Linked DNA regions of Homo sapiens: region 1 is linked to region 2. The links are chromatin loops, found by intact Hi-C in ENCODE. Cell type or tissue: IMR-90. All regions are shown on one strand. Each heading gives the region's core, and the rest is flanking DNA. Links, peaks and the distances in the headings are about the cores only.

Region 1 (8,336 bases), core at 140-8,139, 50 kb after region 2:
ACGTGTAACTATGATTGCTTTTAAACCTGAGGAATGGCTGCTGCCCAGACTGAAAGAAAATCGAAAATACTGCTGTTATCTGACTCCCAGAATAGCCGGCTCCTCCTCACTTAACTCTTACAGTTAATCTCCAGCCCCCAGAGGTGGGCCTCTTACACTTCCTTATCAGGGCACAGAGCATTTCTCAGGCGCTCTTTCCATACACGAAGGACCATAGTTTTAGCTGCAAGATCTGAGTTTATGTCCAGTCTTTATTTAACAAACAAATGTGTTCTAAGCTGCATTTTGCTTTCTACTTCCTGAAGTTAATAACTATTCTCATTGCGCGCTCCTTTCCCAGCAAAAAATTGTGGGACTTGAATAATGGAGTATTTTCCTGTCTCCAGTTGGATGACAAGAACTTAAAATTATTTTTAGAAACGCAGTTGCCCAGAGTGAGTGTAATTCTAACAGGGTTGTCTCCACTCCCTGTTTGTTTTAGCTGGTTCTCACTATGTTTGAATGAGAGTGCAGGCCAAACCACAGTCAACTCTGAATCCTTGTAAAAAACCTCCCTAGCTCGGCTGTTGAGGAGTGCTACAGGTAATACCCCGTTTTGATGGTTTCCTGTTGTGTTGTCATTTGCCTATATACATGTCAGTCACATATTAAGATTCTCCAGAGAAACAACATCTATATCTATATCTTTATCTATCTATCTATAGATATGTCTCTAACTCTATCTATAGATATGGCTGTATCTACAGATATCTCTGTGTGAGAGGAGATTTATTGTAGAAATTGGCTCACTTGGTTATGGAGGCTGAGGAGTCCCACAATCTGCCATCAGCAAGCTGGAGAACCAGAGAATCCAGTGGTGTAATGTTCAGTCTGAGTCTGAAGGCCTGAGAATCGGGTGGTGCAGTGGTTTGAGTCCCAGTCCGAGCCCAAAGGCTCGAGAGCCAGGAAGGCAGAAGCTGGATGTCCCAGCAGACATGGCAAGAATTTGCCCTGTCTCTGTCTTTGTGATCTATTTGGGCCCTCAGTGGATTGGGTGGGCCCTCAGTGGGTTGGATGGGCCTACAGTGAATTAGATAGGCCCTCAATGGATTGGATGGGCCTGCAGTGGATTGGATGGGCCCTCAATGGGCTGGATGGGCCCTCGGTGGATTGCATGGGCCCACAGTGGGTTGAATGGGTTCTCAGTGGATTGGATGAGCCCTCAGTGGGTGAATGGGCCCTCTGTGAGTTCGATGGGCCCTCAGTGGATTGGGTGGTGCTAACCTGCATGGGTGAGGATGGATCTTGTTTATGCGCTCCACTGGTTCAAATGTTAATCTCTTCCAGAATCACCCTGACAAATACATTGAGAAATACTGTTTTATCATCCCTTAGCCCAGTCAAGTTGACACATCATAAAATTAACCATGACAGTCACAGAATATTGTCCTATACTCAAGTCATAACTTGTCATGTAGACAAGTTAGCATCCATAAGGTACAGTGGTCATAGAATCTGAACACTTGTCTGGGAGTCATGGCTTTGCTACTTTCTAACCATGTTGCTCTCACACCTTTAAATGGAGAGAGGACCGCACCATACTCACAATGGAATCAACCTCTTATGACCTTTGTGAGAACTGAAATCTGGGTTTTGCAAACTCTGAAAAGTCTCTGAATACCAGAGGTTCCTGAGAGTCTTCCTACAGCTCAGGAGTGTGCTCAGTTGCCAGGAGGGAGGCTGAGCTCTTGGGACATTCAAAGTGAGAGGATGTTCCTAACACTTCATTCTAGCAGCTCCAAGGAGCTAGACAGAGAAAAGAGAAAATGAGAAGAGGCACAGTCTTGAGTTGGTGTGAGGCAATGGCAGGGGGAGGCAACAGCTTGTGAGGACAGGGAGGAGAAGTAGCCCTTCCAACATTTCCTAGACGATAGTGCCTGGTGTGTGGTCTGGCCTCATCGCTGGCTTGGCGCCTTCCTTGCTTCTCTGTTAGCCGACATCGGAAGTTGCTGCTTCTCCTTTGCTCAGGGCCAGGTGGCCTGTGAGACTCACAAGGCTCTCCAAGAGGGGAACTTGCCTCCTCCCCTAATTGCCTTCATTCTTGTGTCATCATGTAGAAAATCATTTACACTGAAGTGGAATTTAGCCTGGCTTAGCTGTGAGTATCTGGATTTCCACTTTCATACAATACAAAGGCAAATTACAGCATCACCGTTAACAGTGGCTGGACCCTGGAGACCTCATGACTTTCCAGGCTCCTCACTTGCTGGTGTGCACTGTGCTAGGGCTGTGGCGAGGGTTAAATGTGGCCATGCACCTGTCATTGGTCAGCCCCCGGTGTGGTTCAGAGGGACGTGATAGAAGAATTATGTACTTTCAGAATTTCAGCCTCTAGTTTATAGATGAGACCATGAAAATGATTTGTCTACGCTCATACAACTCATTAGTGGCTGGTCTGGGACAAAGCTCCAGTCCCCTGATAGCCACTCAAGGTGCTCTTCTCACTTGTGCGTGGCTGAGAACACAAGGAAAGGAGAACTTGCCTCATCTTTATGGCTGGGGCTAGAGCAGAGTGACATAAATGTAACTGGGTTTATGTGTCCCAAAAGACGAGGGCTGCTAGGTAAAATACAGGATGCCCAGGTCAGCAAAGGCTTTTTGGGATGTACTTACACTAAACATTTATTTGCTGTTTATCTGAAATTCAGACTGAACTGGGCATCCTCCATTTTTATTTTCTAGGTCTGGCAACCCTGTGAGAGATGAAATTCACATTAAAACTATTTAGCAAACCAAACGATGGCTATGTAACCTTGTCTTGGTCTCCACTTAGAGGCAGAATCTCAGTGCTTTCTGAAAGTTCTTAGGAGGCCTGTAGCTACATCTGCAGTGGTGCCAAATCTCCATATGAAACCAGAACAATTCAATCGCTTATTCACAGTCTAGATGTTTGCACCGGGTAGACAAAATATTGAAATGTTTGGCAGAATTGCTCAATTGTCCTTTGGAAGTCTGGCATCTTGCAGCTGCAGCCTTGGAGTTCATCCTGTGCTGGGACAGTATCTACAGCCCAGCTCTCTGATCTGTGATGACCCTGTAGTGTCTCTCCCCTCCTTTCTTAATGAGGCTGGGACATGCTACTAGAATTTTCAAGGATTTAGCTGAAGTCTGGACATGCTTTGCATTTTGTTCATTTTTTGGCCCGAGACTCACATGTATGTACAGTTGTTTTACTTCAGTCTGCTGATAAAGCTCAGACTTCTGCAGACTTCTTTTTCTTAGTTTCTGTTAGGCAGGAAACCCAGAAAAAAATTCAGACTTTTTTTTTTTTTTTTGCCCCAAGAGCACAATGAACTGCAATAAATCCTGTACATATAACAACACTTTGACCTCATTAAGAAGATGGATGAAGAACAGTGATTTCAAACAGCACTGGAAGCCCCTAGCAGCTCAGGGCTCCTTCTGGAGGAAGGTGCATTCATTGATTCAGTTATTCATTCATTCAACTGACTTTACTAACCCTGTGTGGCATAGGAGAGAGATGAGCAGCTGGGGAACACAGCAGATAGAAACACAGACTTGATGGCCAGTAGGCCTGGGTTCTGTTCTTGGTTCTGTCACCTATTAGTTGTGTAATCTTGGCCAGTTACTTCATGTGTCTGCACCTCCATTTGTTTGTTCATCTGTAAAATAGGATGAATAACAGTTCCTACTTCATAGGATTGTTCTGAGGATTAAATGAGAATTCATGTAACTGCTTAAGAACAGCGTCTGACATTTAGTAAGTACTTACAAATGTTAGCTATTGTGTTGGACGCATAGCTATGGAGATGCTTTGATCTCAGAAAGGGCAGGCTCTTCTCCCTAAAGGTGAAATTCAGAGTTATTGTTTGGCAAAGCTGGCTCTGAGTCATGGCTGAGGAACCTTGTGCTGTGTGTCACAACTAGTTGTCTCATTCCCCTTGGCTAGCAATTGGTCTGGGAATGGCCCTGATCCCTAGTTCTGGCTAATGGGATATAAATGAACACTTTCTTGCTTTTCTGACCAATAAAGGAAAAAAACAGAAAAGAAAAAGAAAGGTCCCTTTGACCTGGAAGCTGGTTACGACGCTTGGAGATACAGCAACCATTTTGTGACCTTGAGGTCACAGCCTAAGGACAAAGGTCAATGTGCTAAAGGAGGTAAAAAGAAAGAACCCAGGTCTCTAAGGCTATGTTCGAGTAACTTCACCAGATAGCCTACCTCCAGACCTCTTATTAAGTGATGAAAATTAACATCTACTTTTTTAAACCACTGTAACCACATTTTCCATCATTTGCAGCTAAATGGATTTTTCCTTGGTAAAACCAAATAAGCAAAAAAGCAGTCTCTTTCCTCAAGGAAATCACAGCCAAGTACAGGCAAAAATGCCATGTATTCTAGTACGATAAAATGAACTAGCAAAGTAAACAAAGTGCTCTGTGCACACAGAAAAGAAACAGTTAGTAGGCAAAGGGGATATTTTATTGGATTATAAAGATCCAACTCTGCATGATCTCAGTGTATGACTTATCACCCATCATCTGGTTCTCAATCAGAATACCCTTCCACAGGAAAAAGAGGCAAAATCCTCCACCTCAGGGCCAGATGATGATCACTCAACTTTGTGCTTCCCAGGTCAATGCTGAAGCATCCTTTTCTGTTTCCTTCTTGGTCCCAGCTCTCAGGACACTGACCCTCACTGTGTGGCCTGAAATCCTGCTGCTTTATTCTTAACACTGAAGTCTGGCATATCTGCTTGCCATCTGTTCCTCCTGCCTACTTCCAGCCTACAGTCCTTGCTGGAAGATTTGTTGCTTGTGGTCTGTGCTTGGTTTGGGTCAAAGACAAAAGGACAAAAGGATTTGTAGAGAGGAGAAGAAGAGTCTGGGGGCTAAGGATGTCACAGAAAGCATCCTAGAGGGAGGGAGGAGCAGAGAAGTTGGTTGGAGAAGAAAAAGTGAGTTGAAGAAGAACGAGAGATGACTCTGGAGTGGTGAAGAGAGGCTGATGGAATGAAGGTTTTGGATGCTAGCAGAATCCAGACTTGATGAGACTAGCAGTAGGGAGTCACTCGAGGTCCCGAAATGAGAATGTAATGATTGTGGAAGGTTCTTTTGGCAGTTGTGGAAAGGCTAGTTTGAAACAGTATTGACTAAGGAATGAAGGAAAATCTGTCAAAAGATTTGCAGTCATGAAAAAAGAGACTGGGTGCGGTGGCTCATGCCTATAATCTCAGCAATTTGGGAGGCCAAGGCAGGCGGATCGCCTGAGCTCAGGAGTTCAAGACCAGCTTGGGAAACATGGCGAAACCCTGTCTCTACAAAAAATACAAAATTTAGCCTGGCATGGTGATGCACCGCCTGTAATCCCAGCTACTTGGGAGGCTGAGGTGGGAGGATCGCTTGAGTCTGGGAGGTGGAGGTTGCAGTGAGTGGAGATTGCACCACTGTACTCCAGCCTGTGCGACAAAGAAAGATCCAATCTCAAAAAAGAAAAAAAAGAAAAGGGAGACTCTTCCAAATAATTTCAGAGGCATAATTGACCGTTTAAGTTATATATGGACACTGTACAAAAGGCTCTGAGCTGGGGGCTCCACTTTGCTGTCTACAGCATTAGCCTTGCTATCACAACTCATTAACAAGGATTTGCTGACAACAGCCGATTGAAAAGTGAAAACTTCAATCAGTCAATGTTTTGGCCACAGATTTTTTTTTTTTTCACTTAATTGGGAAGTGGTTTCTGTGTCTTAGAGACATAGCCTATGAGAAGACTTCTTGCTAGATTTGCCTGTCTCTGTTAGAAGAAAGTCATGGCAAATGAAAAAGTTGGAGGTATTGGGTAGTACGGCAGTTCATATAGAATCAAAAAAATTTTTATTACAGCGTTAACTGTGTGTCAAGCCGTGGTTTAAAAGCTTTACATATTTGAACTCATTTAATTATCTGAGAAACTATGAGGTTGGCACGTAGCATTCTCCCATTTTACAGATTACATTCTCGTTTCAGGACCTCAAGTGACTCCCTACTGCTAGTCCCATCAAGTCTGGACTCTGCTAGCATCCAAAGCCCTCACTCCATCAGAGGAAGCTGAAGCTGAGAGAGGCTAGGGAGATTGCTCAGTATCATATACCTACTAAATGGTGGAGGCAGCTTCTGAATCCATGCTATAGAGGCTGTCATCTTAACCACCACACTTGACAGCCTCCCATTTTTTAAGCCACATCGCCCAAGAGTAGGACTAAGTCCCTAGGGCTTATGATGGCCATGCCAAAGTCTAGATGTTCCCTAGAAAATAAAGGGAGCACTAATAGAAAAATGGTCCCTCTTCTTCATCTCATTATTGCTGGTCCAGTGCTCATAGGTTTCAACTATGAGCCCTATTGATGAAAAGTGACCCAGGGACCTTACCGAGTACTTACAGCCAGTGAGAGTGACTTGCAAATCCTAGTACGCTGACAGAGCCCATGATGAAGAACCGAGTCACCTCCCTTATAATAAACCAACAATTGAGGGAGAGGCACTAATCCAAAAAGGACATTGTGTAACACTTATGAGAGTTTTTGAAAATAGTAGAAGGGCGTGTGAAAGTCAAATTGACGCTTAAGCCTTTTACATATGGGTGCAAATTATACGGCAGTACAATTAAAAATATCTAATTTGACACTCAAGTCATCTTTGAAATTTTTAGGGTTAACAGAGGCTGTTTTAGGTGAGATAGGGAATGGCTTGTAGCTATGAAGGGAAGGGATGGACGCTATTCAGCGTGGAACTTTTGGGGGTGTTGCCAAAGCAAGTCTTACGAAGTGTCATGATATACCATCTGTAGGAGAAAATCCACAGTGATCACATTTTGATATGAAAGTCATCTCTTGGCTGGGCGTGGTGGCTCATGCTTGTAATCCCAGCACTTTGGGAGGCTGAGGCGGGCGGATCACTTGAGACCCAGGAGTTCGAGACCAGCCTGGCCAACATGGTGAAACCTCGTCTCTACTAAAAATATAAAAAAAAATTTAGCTGGGCATGGTGGCAGGTGCCTGTAACCTCAGCTACTGGGGAGGCTGAGGCAGGAGAATCACTTGAACCCAGGAGGCGGAGGTTGCGGTGAGCCGAGATTGTACCATTGCACTCCAGCTTGGGCGACAAGAGTGAAACACCATCTCGGAAAAAAAAAACAAAAAAAACCCAAAAAGAAAAAAGTCATCTCTTTTAGGTAGATAAGTGCAAACTTAATGAGAATAAATGGTAGCAGAAAAAGTTGTTTTTAATATGGATGAACTCACTCTAATTCCTTTAGAGTGAACTATCGAGTTGCGTGCCTATGATGAAGAGCATGGTGCTTCAAGTTACAGTTTAGTTAAAGGACTCTGAAGTCGTTGTTTATTGTGACCCGAGCTTGTAGTCTATTGTTAATTTGGGCAGTTAACAAAGGGTTGTTGCAAAGGGTTTTGTTAATAAAACAAACAGCTACATCTTAAATCGACACCTGAACACTGTATACAGATTCTATTATTACACCTTAAGAGAGAAAAATTGGATGGAAAGAAGAGCCAAAATATATGGGGATGGTCAAAAGGACAGAACAAGATAGGGATAGAGAGTCTACCTTAAAGTCAGGCTGAAATGAAAAGACCCCAACCCTTCAATGGGGGGCATGTTCAAAATCTGTAAATCCACCCACAGCGTAAATCTTTTCCATTTACTTCCCAAAGGCCAATGTAGCAGGTGTGATTACTATTCCACCAACTCAAATTAAAATCAACACTGAGCCTCCTCCCTCCTGGGGGGCAGAGGTTCCATCTCAGACAGAATTGGGGCTCTCTCATCTGCCCCATTCCCTCTACCATACTCAGGGACTTCTCAATGTTCCGAAGGCCTAGCACAGAGCAGAGTGTTGGCAAGGCCTCTATGGCTTTTGGTCTATGCTTATTACTGTCGAAGTACCTGTTGTTCAAACTAAAGTGGTCCTTTGACGTTTGATAGTTTCGCATGTTTCTTAGCCATGAGAATCTTTGCTGAAACCAGGACTTCAGAGTGTGGGGTTTAGTTCTCCCAACTGTACAACTCAGCCTTTTATGGCAAGGTAGGCTTCCTTCAAATACCCAAACTTAGGTACTCCTGCTGATCATTGATCTGAGCATAATAGGCTGCATTAAAAGACAACATTTTTTTAGAAAGGTAAATATCACAACTGCCATAGAAACATAAAATTAATATATATAAAATATTTCAGTTAACTGTTAATGAGAAGACCAGTAAGATGATTAAACCAGTTCAAAGGAGAACTCAAAGAATGCACACACACATAGTCAATCAAATACTAAAATCAATTTTCTAAT
Region 2 (8,336 bases), core at 314-8,313:
GCTCCCACCTCAGCTTCCCAAGTGGCTGGGACTACAGGTGTGCCACTACACCCAGCTAATTTTTGTATTTTTAGTAGAGATGGGGTTTGCCATGTTACCTAGGCTGGCCTTGAACTCCTGGGCTCAAGTAATCCACAGGCCTCAGCCTTCCAAAGTGCTAGGATTACAGATGTGAGCCACCGTGCCTGACTAAGTCTGTTTCTTAAGCCAGATGGTGGTGGGTACAGTGATGTTTGCTTTATTTGAAAAACCGTACATGTATCTTTTATATATGCTTATTTATCTGAAATATTTCACAGTAAAAATTTTTAAAAGATTCTAGAGAGGAGAAGTCTGAGAAGATGAAGGAGTAGGAAGCGCCAGGGATCTGTCTCCCTAGCTAGACAACAATTGCACCGTCAGAATCTGTAAACAGGCTGGGCCCAGTGGCTCAGGCCTGTAATCCCAGCATTTCAGGAGGCCGAGGTGGGTGGATCATCTGAGGTCAGGAGTTTGAGACCAGCCTGGCCAACATGGTGAAACCCTGCCTCTGCTAAAAATACAAAATTAGCTGGCATGGTAGTGCACGCCTATAATCCCAACTACTTGGGAGGCTGAGGCAGGAGAATCCCTTGAACCTGGGAGGGGGAGGTCGCAGTGAGCCAAGATCGCGCCATTGCACTCCAGCCTGAGCAACAAGAGTGAAACTGTCTAAAAAAAACCAGAATCTGTAAACAAAACTTTTACATGCACTGGAAAACCAAAAAATTTGTAGGGCTCACTTTATTGCAACATTGGCTTGGCTTTATTGTGGTTGTCTGGAACCAAACCCACAATATCTCTGAGGTATGCCTGTTTGTTTGTTTATACACAAGGTGTCCCTCTGTGGCTCAGTCTGGAGTGCAGTGGCGCTGTCGCAACCACTGCTCACTGCAGCCTCGACCTTCTGGGCTCAAGTGATCCTCCCACTTCAGCTTCCCAAGCAGCTGGGACTACGGGCACACACCACCACATCTAACTAATTTTTAAATTTTTTGTAGCGATAAAGTCTCCCTATGTCGCTCAGGCTAGTCTCAAACTCCTGGGCTCAAGCCATCCTCCCACTTCAGCCTCCCAAAGTGCTGGGATTACAGGAGTGAGCCACCACACCCGGCCTCGCCTGTGTATTTAATATCACTGAACTGTACACTTAAATATATGTGAATTTCATGATATGCGTATTTTACCACAATAAAAAATTATGAGAAAAAAGCTGTTAGAGAACAACAACAACAACAAAAATAGTAGAGGAAGAACCTTGGCAGTTCTAATTATTCTAGATAGGGCGATGACAGGAACAACCTCAGGCCGCCACAGAGTAACAGGTGACAATACCTTCTACCCTCTCCGGCTGGTTATAACTTATTGGACCATGGAGAATTAATTGAGCCATAGGCGAGGCTATGACAGGGCTGATGGAAAACGATGAGTGGACAAATTATTTATTCTTTGTCAATAATTTGAACTGGGAAATATTGAGATAAGCAGGTGACGGTGGGAACTGAGGCTGAAAGAAAACAGAATTACGGAGCCCCTGAGGAGGGGAAGCATGATGTATAAGTCACACATAAGTCAAATTCCAAGGGAACAGAAGCCATTTGTGAGCAGAAGCTACACGGTAGAGAATGTTCATAGAAAGGAAAGCCCATTCGTGTAGGAAGAGAAACGGACAGACTTCAGGCCTGGAGGCATAGAGTGAAATTCCTTCAACTGCCCAGGCAACCTTTGCTGAAGGCCTTAGATCTGAGCATCCCTGAAGGTTCCGTCTGAGCCCCGGGGCTACCTGGCTCGGGTTCCTGTTTCCTTCTCCTTGGGACCCCTTCATGGACCAATCCATGACCTGCTCCCCAGCCAGTAAGGAAAGTTCTCTCTTCCTTACATACTAAGCCCAACTACTATACAAACAGATTGTTCTTTCCAAAATGTTAAAACTATCTAGAGGGCTCCGGGGCTGGCAGAGATGCAGTAAGCCCACCTCAACTATCTCTCCCATTAACAACAACTAAAAACTCCAGGCAGAATACAAGAGGCCACACTCCCTGAGGGTGCTGAAAAGTTAACTATAGTGGGTGGATTGGGGAAAGAAGTCAAAAGTTGAAGAAATGGCTATGCTTTGTCAAATCTCATAGAAATGTACAGCGGAAAGGGTAAATTTTACTGAAGTTAAAAATTGTTTTTAAAATTGCAGGTGAAAGAGGAAAAAGAATGGGATACGGGTCCAGAAAACCTGGATTCCACAGGCTCAGCTAATTGTTAGTTGCTTATCTTGGTCACTTAACTAAATCTTTTTTTTAAAATTTTATTATTATTATACTTTAAGTTTTAGGGTACATGTGCACAACATGCAGGTTTGTTACATATGTATACATGTGCCATGTTGGTGTGCTGCACCCATTAACTCGTCATTTAGCATTAGGTATATCTCCTAATGCTATCCCTCCCCCTCCCCCACCCCACAACAGTCCCTGGTGTGTGATGTTCCCCTTCCTGTGTCCGTGTGTTCTCATTGTTCAATTCCCACCTATGAGTGAGAACATGTGGTGTTTGTTTTTTTGTCCTTGTGATAGTTTGCTGAGAATGATGGTTTCCAGCTTCATCCATGTCCCTACAAAGGACATGAACTCATCATTTTTTATGGCTGCATAGTATTCCATGGTGTATATGTGCCACATTTTCTTAATCCAGTCTATCATTGTTGGCATTTGGGTTGGTTCCAAGTCTTTGTGAATAGTGCCGCAGTAAACATACGACTTTACTAAATCTTAAAACCAAAAGCCTCCCCTAAACTACCTGAAGGCAAACAAGCAAAGCAAGGCAAGTCAATTTCTATTCAGTTTCTAACTGTGCTATTGAAGACGTTGATCTAAGGAAACTGCCTGAGTAGAAGATACTTCTTCCAGTCCTGATGGATTTTAGAAGCCTGCCTTCTTTCCTATAGCACTGGGGGCCTGGACAGCATGGATAGCAGTGGCTTTTCAAGGGGACCTCGATTGGCTTCTGAAATCCTTTCTGACGTCAGGAAGTGAGAAGACAGCCAGCCAAGTCTCTCCACAGGCAGGTAGCCATTCATAACCTCTCCAAGTCAAGGGCCAATACCCCAAAAGCTTCTCCAGCCTTGGATGTTCATCCATTCTTACCCCTGAACAGTGACTTATACTGGAGAGCATAGTTGTTAAGAGTTTACATTCTGGATTTAGACTGCCTAGGTTTCAATCCCGGATCGTCATTTCCTGTTGCTATGTGGAATCCTATGTCTCAATTTCTTACAGATGAGGATATACACACAGTAACTGTCTTATAGTGTTCTGGTGAGAATTTAATGAGAAAATGCACCCGAAATGCTTACTACAGTGTCTGACACGTGATGAACGATCAATAAATGAACTCAATTATTAATAACCACTGCATAAAACACAAGGCATTCATTTCAGTTACATTCATCTCATTGGCCACTTGGGGGAGCCATACAGCTGTAAAACGAGCAGGTTTCAGGAAAGGTTTATTTTAGAAAAGATTTTTGTTGCTGACTATTAAGAGAGGGAGAGTTAAGGGTTATCTAATTCCACTCGCTTACTTTTACATACAAAGAAACAAAGGTTCAGAGAGGAGAAATGATTTGTTCATAGTCATACAAATAACTGGTCGTGTGAAGGCTAGAGACCATCTTTCCCAATTCATTGACAAATTACTGAATAAAAATCAAGTGTAGTTAAATGCCTACTAGCTTCCAAGCACAGCTAGACTTGGTTTGCTGTGTGTCTGTGTAGAATTTAAAATAATCCTGCCGTTCTCAAATTCTCTGCTGATGAACTTGTGTTGTGCTTTTTTATTTTGTTGAGGCCTGTGCTTAACAAGTAGCAGGGTAACAGACACGGGTAATACATATCATGACATTTGTTGCCTTGTTGTATATAGAGTTCTTATGAAACACAGGCAAACAGGCATTGTTTTTAAGAAACTTACTTACACGTTGAAATAAGGACACACACACACACGCACACGTACATACTCGGTTGATGATCACATTCGATTTCAAAGCTTTCAGTGGCACCTGTAAGAGAAAAATTCTCAAATTTATATTGGCAATCTGGATCTCTCCCCTGAACTTCTAGCTTATTTATCTAACTTCTTATGCAACATTTCCACTTGGAAGCCTATGAGACATCTCATGTTCTCGATATTTAAAGCCAAGTTCCTATCTTCTCTGGTACTTGCTCCTGCAACAGATTTTCCCATTTCAGGTAATGGCAACTCTGTTATCCGTTTACTCAGCCAAAACCTTTGTGTTTCCCTAAACCTCTGCTTTCTCTCCTACTCCACATTACATTCAGCATCAAACATTTGGCTCTCGATTCAGAATGAATCCAGGATCCACCCACTTCTTGCTGCCTCCACCGCTCCCACCACCATCTTACGATGGTTACTGCAACAGCCTCTTAACTGGTCTCTCCTGATCTAACCTTGTCTTCCCTGCACAGTGGCAGAGTGACGCTGTTAAAAATCTTAATAGGGCCGGGCACGGTGGCTCATGCCTGTAGTAATTCCAGCACTTTGGGAGGCTGAGGTGGGCGGATCACAAAGTCAGGAGTTCGAGACCAGCCTGGCCAACATAGTGAAACCCTGTCTCTACTAAAAATACAAAAAAAAAAAAAAAAAAAAATTAGTCAGGTGTGGTGGCAGGCGCCTGTAATCCCAGCTACTTGGGAAGCTGAGGCAAGGAGAATCGCTTGAACCTGGAAGGTGGAGGTTGCAGTGAGCCGAGATCTCCCCACTGTACTCCAGCCTGGGCAAAAGAGTGAGACCCTGTCACACACACAAAAAGAATTCTAATAAGCCATCAAGAGACTCTGTCTCAAAAAGAAAAAAAAAATCTTAATAGTATCAGGCAGCCTCCTGCTCAAAAGCCTGCAATGGCATCTGCTATGGTCTGAATGTTTGTGTGTCCTCCAAATTCAGATATTAAAATCCTAATCTCCAACATAATAATATGACTAGGTAGAGGCTTTAATAGGAAATTAGGTTATAAGAATGGAGCCCTCATAATGGGATTAGTGCCCTTATCAAAGAGACCTTGGGAAGATCCCTGGCCCCTTCTGCTGTGTTAGGACATGGCAAAAAGATGGCCATCTACGAGTCAGGACATGGGCCTGTTATACATGCGGCCTGTTGTTGACTGAAACGTTGCTATGTGATCCATGACTGTATTTCTTTTCTTGTCTAGTTGCCTTGGCTAGAACTTCTGGTAAAATATTAAGTAGAAATGGCTAGAGTGGACATCCCTGGAGGGCAGTGGTGTGATCTCGGCTCATGCGACCTCCGCCTCCCAGGTTCAAGCAGTTCTCCCTGCCTCAGCCTCCTGAGTAGCTGGGATTACAGGTGTGTGCCACCACGCCTGGCCAATTTTGGTATTTTTTAGTAGAGACGGGGTTTCACCATGTTGGCCAGGCTGGTCTTGAACTCCTGACCTCAGGAGATCCGTCCAACTTGGCCTCCCAAAGTGCTGGGATTACAGGCATGAGCCACCACGCCCGGCCAGGAGCTGTGGGTTTTTAGATGTCCTTTATTAGGTTGACTTTATCCCTAGTTTGTTTAGTATTTTTATCATGAAAGCATTTGATTTTGTCGTATGCTTTTTCTGTGTTAAAAGAAAAAACTGTGTCTTCTACACTCACGTTTCTGACACCAAATATGTGGAGGTTTTCCTACACTAAGCCATTCTCCAATGCTCCAGGTATCAACAGGTGTCCTACAGTTCAATGATGACACTGATTACTCAAAGTTAGCACAGACCCCCACAGGTTAAGGGATCGCCTCCACAAGACTGTCCCCAATTCAGATGCCAGTCTCAAGCCCAGGTTGTCACTCAGACGTCTGACCAACGAGCTAGAAATTGAGAGTTCCCATAATCCCCTCCTCATGTTTAATAATTTTGATAGAATGAGTCACAGAACTAAGGAGGGTGCTTCACTTACATTTACTGGTTTACTAGAAAGCCTACTCAGGAACAGACAAATGGAAGAAATGCACAGGGTGAGGTTTGTGGGAAGGAGTGTGGAGCCACTGTGCCCTCTTTATGAAGGCCACCCTCCCACACCTTTCTGTGCTCACTTACCTGGAAGCTTTCCAAACCTCATCATTTAAAGTTTTGTTTTGTTTTGTTTTTTGAGACAGAGTTTCTCTCTGTCGCCCAGGCTGAAGTACAGTGGCGGGATCTCGGCTCACTGTGAACTCCGCCTCCTGGGTTCAAGCGATTCTCCTTGCTTCAGCCTGTAGTTGGGACTACAGGCACGCACCACCATGCCCAGCTAATTTTTGTATTTTTAGTAGAGACGGGGTTTTGCCATGTTGGCCAGGCTGGTCTCAAACTCCTGACCTCAGGTGATCTGCCCACCTCAGCCTCCCAAAGTGCTGGGATTACAGGCGTGAGCCACTGCACCCGGCCTCATGGAGGTTTTCTTACTATTACTTTGGTCTTTTGTGTTACTATTACCACAGCTATGTTTAAAGTATTCATCTTTGCCTATTTCACCTACCATGGAAAACATGGGCTGGGTGCCGTGGCTCACGCCTGTAATCCCAGCACTTTGGGAGGCCGAGGCGGGCGGATCACCTGAGGTCAGGAGTTTGAGACCAGCCTGGCCAACATGGCGAAACCCGTCTCTACTAAAAATACAAAAATTAGCCAGATGTGGTGGTGGGCACCTTTAATCCTAGCTACTTGGGAGGCTGAGGCAGGAGAATCGCTTCAACCTGGGAGGCGGAGGTTGCAGTGGTCCAAGATCATGCCACTGCCCTCCAGCCTGGGTGACAGAGCAAGACTCTGTCTCAAAAAAAAAAAAAAAAAAAGTTTATATGGAGGCTTCATGACATAGGCATGATTGGTTAATTATTGGCCACTGAAGATGAGGTCAAATTTTCACCCCCACTTCCCTCCCCAGAGGCTACAGTTGGGGCTAAAAGTTCCAACCCTCTAATCACGTGGTTGGTTCCTCTAGCAACCAGCTCTGCTCCTCCGAGGGTCTCCTGATTAGCATCAATTCAGGTATAGTTGAAAGGGGCTTATTATAAATAGCAAAGCTTTATTTTTACTCTTATCACTAAGGAAATTCCAAGGATTTTAGGAGCTCTGTGCTAGGAACAGGAGATGAAAACCAAATATACGTTCCTTATTATATCACAATATCACATGTATCTATGGAGATAATCATGTACTTTTGTCCTATGTTTTATTAATGTGATGTATTATCCTAATTGAATTTGGATGCTATGCCAACTTGCATTGTGGGGATAAATCTCACTTGATCATGGTGTATAATAACTTTTATACATTGCTAGGTTTGATTTGATAGTACTTTTTGGGAGGGAGATTTTTGTAAGCAATTTATAAGGTACATTGATAGATTGCTTTCTTTTCCTGTCATGTTTTGTCTGGTTTTGGTATTAGGATAACACTGATCTCATTGAATAAATTGGGAAGTGTTTCCTATTCCTATTTTTTGGAAGAGTGTCTCTGTGTGTGTGTGTGTGTGTGTGTGTGTGTGTGTGTGTATTTGTATTTGTATTCTTGGGTCTATAACATATAGAAATATAATATATTTGACAATAACAGTACAAAGGAGATGGGTGATAATAAAACTGTATTGATATTAATTCTTTAATTATTTGGTTGAATTCAGCAGTGAAATAACCTTGTCATAAACTTTTCCTTTTGAGAACTTTTTTTGATCACTAATTCTATCTCTTTACCTGTTATAGGTCTACTCGTATTTACCATTTCTTTTTGTGTCAGTTTTTATAGCTTGTATCTTTCTAGGAGTTTGTCTATCTCATTGAAATGATCGAATTTGTTGGCATACATTGTTCATAATATTCACCTATAATCCATTTTATTTTGGTAATGTCATTGGTAATGTTGTTTCTTTTATTCCTGACTCTACTAATTCAAGTCTTTTCTCCTTTTTTAAAGTCAGTCTAGTTAAAGGTTTGTCAATTTTGTTGAACTTCTAAAGGGCGAACTTTTGTCTCATTGATCTTTCTCTGCTGTTTTTTGTCTTTATTTGATTTGATTGGGCTCTAATATTTATTATATCTTCGTATCTGCTTGCTTTGAGTTTGGTTTGATCTTCTTTTTCTCCTTCTTAAGGTGGAGGCTTAGCTTATTGATCTGGTATTTTTCTTCTTTATGAATATAGGCATTTACAGTTACAATTTCCCTTTAAGCCTGGCTTTAGTTATGTCACATAAGTTTTGATATGTCATGTTTTTGTTTTTATTCACCCTGAACTATTTTCTAATTTGCATGGTTTCTCCTTTGACTC

The links. Hi-C counts contacts between places; a loop is a spot of excess contacts. Peaks named below come from ENCODE experiments on the same cell type or tissue, not always from the same donor. Only the 100,000 strongest peaks of a DNase experiment are listed, where the experiment ranks them.
Region 1: a loop joins it to region 2, with 6 times the contacts of the local background. A loop is called at or near these places in 4 of 110 quality-filtered maps.

Annotation. Positions count from the first base shown.
Region 1 is chr17:12,227,595-12,235,930 of GRCh38, forward strand. No RefSeq gene overlaps it. Among named protein-coding and RNA genes, the nearest start is that of MIR744, 150 kb to the left of the region's middle. In IMR-90, for the core only: no CTCF peak of the experiment used is centred there; a DNase peak (open chromatin) is centred at 3,917; H3K27ac peaks cover 574 bases.
Region 2 is chr17:12,177,391-12,185,726 of GRCh38, forward strand. No RefSeq gene overlaps it. Among named protein-coding and RNA genes, the nearest start is that of MIR744, 100 kb to the left of the region's middle. In IMR-90, for the core only: a CTCF peak has its summit at 3,481 (motif pointing right); a DNase peak (open chromatin) is centred at 3,491.